Regions from separate parts of the Homo sapiens genome. Here region 1 is linked to region 2. A link is an interaction called in ENCODE POLR2A ChIA-PET data of the cell type or tissue named here. Cell type or tissue: GM12878. All regions are shown on one strand. Links, peaks and the distances in the headings refer to the core of each region. The heading gives the core; the rest is flanking DNA. Region 1 has its middle 37 kb from the start of NHSL1-AS1. Region 2 has its middle 94 kb from the start of NHSL1.

What was found. Peaks named below come from ENCODE experiments on the same cell type or tissue, not always from the same donor. Only the 100,000 strongest peaks of a DNase experiment are listed, where the experiment ranks them.
Region 1: POLR2A ChIA-PET joins it to region 2 with 12 read pairs; 6 of 35 experiments call an interaction of 5 or more read pairs at or near these places.

Annotation. Positions count from the first base shown.
Region 1 is chr6:138,653,175-138,656,095 of GRCh38, reverse strand. It overlaps a transcript of NHSL1 not described here. Among named protein-coding and RNA genes, the nearest start is that of NHSL1-AS1, 37 kb to the left of the region's middle. In GM12878, for the core only: no CTCF peak of the experiment used is centred there; a DNase peak (open chromatin) is centred at 1,215.
Region 2 is chr6:138,591,816-138,594,736 of GRCh38, reverse strand. It overlaps a transcript of NHSL1 not described here. Among named protein-coding and RNA genes, the nearest start is that of NHSL1, 94 kb to the right of the region's middle. RefSeq lists enhancers at 1,133-1,202, 1,231-1,525, 2,511-2,921. In GM12878, for the core only: no CTCF peak of the experiment used is centred there; DNase peaks (open chromatin) are centred at 1,306 and 1,806; H3K4me3 peaks cover 354 bases; H3K27ac peaks cover 2,001 bases.

The sequences.
Region 1 (2,921 bases), core at 172-2,671, 61 kb before region 2:
TTTGTCACATGGGTTTCTCCTCAGAGTCACGAGTTGCCTGCGGCATGTCCAGGACCCATTGAAGGCAGAAAGAAGAGGAAAGAGGGAGGGCTTTCTCTGACTGAGGTTTTTTGGGGGAGGTAAGCTCTTTCTGGTGACTTCTGCTTTCATCACATCGGAACTGTGTATGTCAACTTCCAGCTGCCTTGGTGGGGGTCTTGTGTTTTTATCAGGGCACACGGCTGCCCTAGAGAGTAATTGGTGTTGTATTAATACAAAAAGAGAGGGCAATGGGTACTGGATTGGCACAACAGTATATGCCATGTTATGCTTTTATTATTTTGTTGATTTTATTTGGATATAATCCTTTTGAAATAATTGCTCCCATCAAAGTGGTAGTACTTCATGTGGCTTTGCTGAAATTTTTTTTTAGTTTCAAAGTTATGAAAATAAACTTAATACTCATTGTATTAGCAAGTAAAGGACAATTGTAATTTTGTTTTCAACTATTGCTGTTGAATGTGATCCATTTTTCTCTGACTCATCTTAGTGTTGTAAACTAGTTAAAAGTCATGCCAAGTTAGGTGTCTATTTCACGGATTTTTAAAACATCATTCCACAGCTTCTTATGAAGCAGCTACTTTTCTAGGGAGAATGGACAGCAAGAGATCAGTGGATGGGAATGATAAGAAATATCCTCTGACCTCAAAGAGCTTCTAATCTGCTGGGTCAAGCGGGAGAGCGGTTGGTAACTATAGTGAAAGGAAGCATGAAACACAAGCTGGATATGGAGGTTAAAGGAAACATTTCTACAAGTCCTGCGGGAAGAGGGTGACAGGACATAAAACAGAGGTAGTGTTATTGTTTAATTTCCATATTTTTAATTGTATTTTTATGAAACTCAATTAGTGTATTACAGAACTTGTCACTTTAGTGAGGAAGGAAAAGGGACTTTATGAGTCAAGGATGTCATTAGAACATGTTAATTCCTCTTAGTTTCTTTCCCTCCTTGTTTTAGAGCTCTGCCAACTCCCAGTGCTTCAAATAGCCACTTTCAGTGGGTGAATATGTTATGGATTTTAGTTTCCCCAAATAAAATATTGTAACCTAATCAAATTATCCACCAGTATGGAAATAAATTCTTAAAAATCAAAGCTTATAGAGCAGACACTGTCAACCTCTTTTCACACATCCTCTGACTCATATCATTCATGTGCACACCCCTTAGAGCGTGGGTGGTTTCTTTTCACATAATTAGAATCATACTGTATGTATTGTTCTGCAACTGGCTTTTCCCCACCTCGTAACAGCTTTTAAAAATTCTTTTCTCCTCAGTATACATGGAATAGTGTTTTTTTTGTTTTGTTTTGTTTTGTTTTTCAGTCAAGGCTGGTACCACCCTTACCTGGGGATTTAAAAAACAAAATATGTGGGAGCATTTTATGGAGGAATCGTTGGCCCAGAATACTAATAGCATCTCATTGAGAAACAATGATATGTGTACTGAAAAGAAATTGAATTTGTCACATAAAAAAAAAGAATGATATGGAAATACCTGCTGTTCTTAGTATTTCTTTAAAAAAATTAAAATAATTTAAAAAATATGATTGTACCTTAAGTATTTTCTTATCAATGGCCAGTGTCTTTACACATCTATTGGTTTGCATGTACAAGAACATAGCACAAACTAGAAGAATTGCTGGGTCAAAGGATATGCATGTTCAAAATTTAATGATGCTCTCGAATCACTCTCCAAAAAGGCTGTACAAAATTGCAGTCCTAATAACAGCATACACATTTTCCCACATCCTTTTCAACACTTGATAGTATCAGTTAATTTTTTTTGCAAGCATATTAAGAAAAAATAAAGTCTTGTTTAAATTTCCATTTTCCTGTCCAAAAAAAGTCTGCAACAGAGTACTTTCAGTTTAATGATAAATGACTAATTTACTCTTAGATATGCAGTTAGTGCTCGTCTGCTCTGGATTCTCTGCTGCCTATTTCATGTTTCAAAAACAGACTCATTTACAAATCAGTCACCTCTTTGGAGTGTCTTTTTAGTCCCATCTGCACAGGGTGTCACACTGATCCTCATTGGCAGGAGTAAATTTTATGAAGAACTATGAATTGGTATTTGCATAGAGGGAGCTGTATTTTCCAAACTGTGGTTGCTACTGCATCACTGGGTTGGTGAAATCAAATTAGGGACAATGAGCAATGTAAACAAAGAAATAGAATATAAAATATTGGAGCGTATCATACAGTAAGGGTAAGACATGTTTCGTGAAACATTTCATATGTATTTGTGTTTTGAATATGGGTTTCTGTGTACATATATATGCATATATCATATGTATACTGCGTGGTGATGTGAAATATCTCTGAGCTATGGAATGCTGGTATGGAGAATCTCAGCTTTAAACATTTATTCAAGGCACAGTTTATTTCTGCCCTGCCTGAGGCAACAGTTTCATACTTGATTGTGGCATTTCACAAAATAAGTTGCCAATCATAACAATACTTTGTGAAAGGTTAAAGACTAAGGCTTTTTTTTTTGAGACGGAGTCTTGCTCTGTTGCCAGGCTGGAGTGTGGTGGTGCGATCTTGGCATCTCAGCTCACTGCAATCTCCGCCTCCTGGGTTCAAGTGATTCTCCTGCCTCAGCCTCCCGCATATCTGGGATTACAGGCACATGCCACTACGCCTGGCTAGTTTTTGTATTTTTAGTAGAGACGGGGTTTCACCTTGTTGGCCAGGATGGTCTTGATCCCTTGACCTCGTGATCCACCCTCCTCGGCCTCCCAAAGTGCTGAGATTACAGGCTTGAGCCACCGTGCCTGGCCAAGACTAAGGCTTTTTAAGAGGAACTTAAATGCTTAGAAATACATGTCACCTAGTTAGACCTGGAAATATAATAGGTGTGGAAAGTCAAATTGTCTTGA
Region 2 (2,921 bases), core at 221-2,720:
GTAGCCCTTTCCTTGTCAGTGTCAACGTGCTCAATTTAAAGTACACACCCTCTCAATTATTTGTCTGTTGTCTAGCTCTTCCTAGGAAGCAGAAGAGTGGTTTTCAGCTCTCGGTGCTGCTTATTGGGGATCGTATTGTATTTTGTAGATTTGGCAATGGGCCCATACATCTGTGGAGTGAAAAGCTCCCTAGGTGATTCTGATGTACAGCCATGGTCAAAAAACATTGAAATAGACAAGTGCATGAAGATCAAAGAGTTGAGGGAAAACACTCAACGATGTCACGTCAGTCCCCAAGAACAGGTACAGGGGCTGTTTTTGCTTAGAGCCGGGGAGGAGTTGCAGAAGCCCCGCGAAATTGGCAGTCCTATTGGCAGTAAATTAAGCTCTCAAGGATTGAGTTCTACGTAGCTTCATTCTCCCAAATGACTGAATAGATACTCCCACCTTGTCCTGAAATAGTTGTGAATGAGAGTCTAACTGTTCTTTGCTACTGAATACCAAAAATACTAGTACTTTAGCCAAACCCTTTCTCTGTTGCTTAGAAGCTGCTGAATCAGTGTAGTGCATTTCTCCTATTTTATCCACATCCCCCAACCACATAATTAATGTGATCAAAATAAACTGACCCCCACCACATCCCTGGAAATTTACAGCAACATTAGCATGTCAAAGGCTGGGAAAGTCCTGTAGTGAACAAGACAAAAAACCTTTTAAAAACTTTGTTTGCCCTAAGCTTATTTGCATAGGAAGATACTTTTTGCTCCTATACCTACAACTGAACAGTTTTTCCTTAACACCAGTTTGGGAAAAACTGCCCAAGTCACTTTTTGATTCAGCAGTTTTCTTAGAGTTAATTTCTGACAGCTGAACCTCTCTTTAAAATCCTCTTTGAAGTTGGACTGAATTAACAAATGGAAGGCTTGGCAAAGCAGTTTACTAATTCATAACTCTATCCCTCAGCTTTCTTTGTGTTGCTAAATACTATAATCTTTGACCCGAAAGGAAGAATACTGCTAACAAGTAAATATTTAAAAGGTCCCATGAAATATAATGTGCATGAGTTTGTGCCTGGGGAGACCGTCTACTGGAAGAAAGAAATGACTCACTTTTCATCTCCTAATGAAAGTGAGTTTGTTGTTTTACAGTAGGTTGAAAGGAAGTATTTTGAGTGCTAAGGGCTAGATTTCCTTTTATTTTTAAGTTTAGTTAGCCGTTGGCCTCACTGATTTGAGAATTGCATGTTAAGTCATAATTCCTAAGTGCGTCAGCACTCTCTCTCTGTATGAGTGAATTAGCATGATTGTGAATGAATGAACTCTGTGCTACCAAAGCCCAGCATTTGGAACAGTGAGAGGAAACGGAAACGTGACTCACTGATGTACTTGAAGACTATGAACGGGGAATCACGAACTTCAGAGCCAGACCTGAAGCATGGGAGAGTGGGCAGAGCCTGGACTGGGGCAAGGACAACGGGATTCTAGTCCTAGCAGTGCTCCTGACTGCCTCCGTGTCAGTGCTGGAATCACAGAACCCGTCTACCTCCTGTGATTAATAGGACATGTGAATTATTTGTCACTCGGATCCTTTACAGTTTCAGGATTCAATAAGTCTTTGAATTCTACTGATTCTCTGGTTTGTGTGGAAGTGGGTGTGTATGTTTTAATGGCTTTCAGATGGGATTCATCCAGGCTCCATTAAATCAACTTTATTTTTAATTTTGAAGTGAACTGCCATGACAGAGTTTGGCTAGGAAAGTCCATAACAGAAAATGAGGAAGCAAGTAAACTGATTTATAAGGCTGTGGGCAACTGACTTCCTGTGGCTGTGGCATTTGGTATATAGAATGATATATATGTGATGCTTTTGGAGAAAGGTTAATTATTGTCTACAGGCAAAATTTTTGCTCCATCACAATTGCTTTTAAAAAGCTGAAATAGCAGCTCCTAGCCACCCTGTTTCATATGTCTTACGATATTTAGAAAATATTTAGACCAGCCCACTAAAATATATCCACACACCTTTTTCCTTAAGGGCAATTACCTGCATACTTGTCAGTTTTCACTCTTTAGTTCTGGATATGTAGGGGTTTTTTTTGTTGTTGTTTTTTGTTTTTTGTTGTTTTTTGTTTTTTTGTGCGACAGTCTCGCTCTGTCGCCCAAGCTGGAGTGCAGTGGAGCAATCTTGGCTCACTGCAGCCTCCACCTCCTGGGTTCAAGTGATTCTCATGCCTCAGCCTGAGACTGTAGTAGCTGGGATTACGGGCGCCTGCCACCACCCCAGCCAATTTTTGTATTTTTAGTAGAGACGGGGTTTCCCCATGCTGGCCAGGCTGGTCTCAAACTCCTGGCCTCAAGTGATCCACCCGCCTCAGCCTCCCAAAGTGCTGGGATTATAGGTGTGAGCTACCGTGCCTGGCCTATATAGTTTTTACACAGTCATTTTTGCATATGAAGAATCTTGTGTTCTATTTTCATTCAGTTGTTTTCTTTCATGCAGGCTAAATTGACCTTGAGATGTGGGTGTGGGACCTATTAGAAATTACCTGTGCAATCTTGAAAAGTGATAATATGGGTATTTAATATTGTGTTTTGGGGAGCAGGAAACTGTAGTTTTCTTGAGGGTGATAATTAAATTCTCTTTAGTTTGATTATAGCTATGAGAATGCATTTATTGTCATGGAATAATTGAGCAAAAAACCCAAAAAACATTTTCAAATGGGAACTTTCAAAGTTACAGTCGTCTCCCTTTATCCATGAGGGATAGGTTCCAAAACCCTCGGTGGATGCCTGAAACCATGGATCCTATGGAACCCTAGATACATTATGTTTTTCCAATCTGATAACCGAGTAGTCTGTTCAGTAACTCAGGAGAGTGTGTGTCCACAGCATGGATCCGCTGCACAGAAGGATGATCCACGT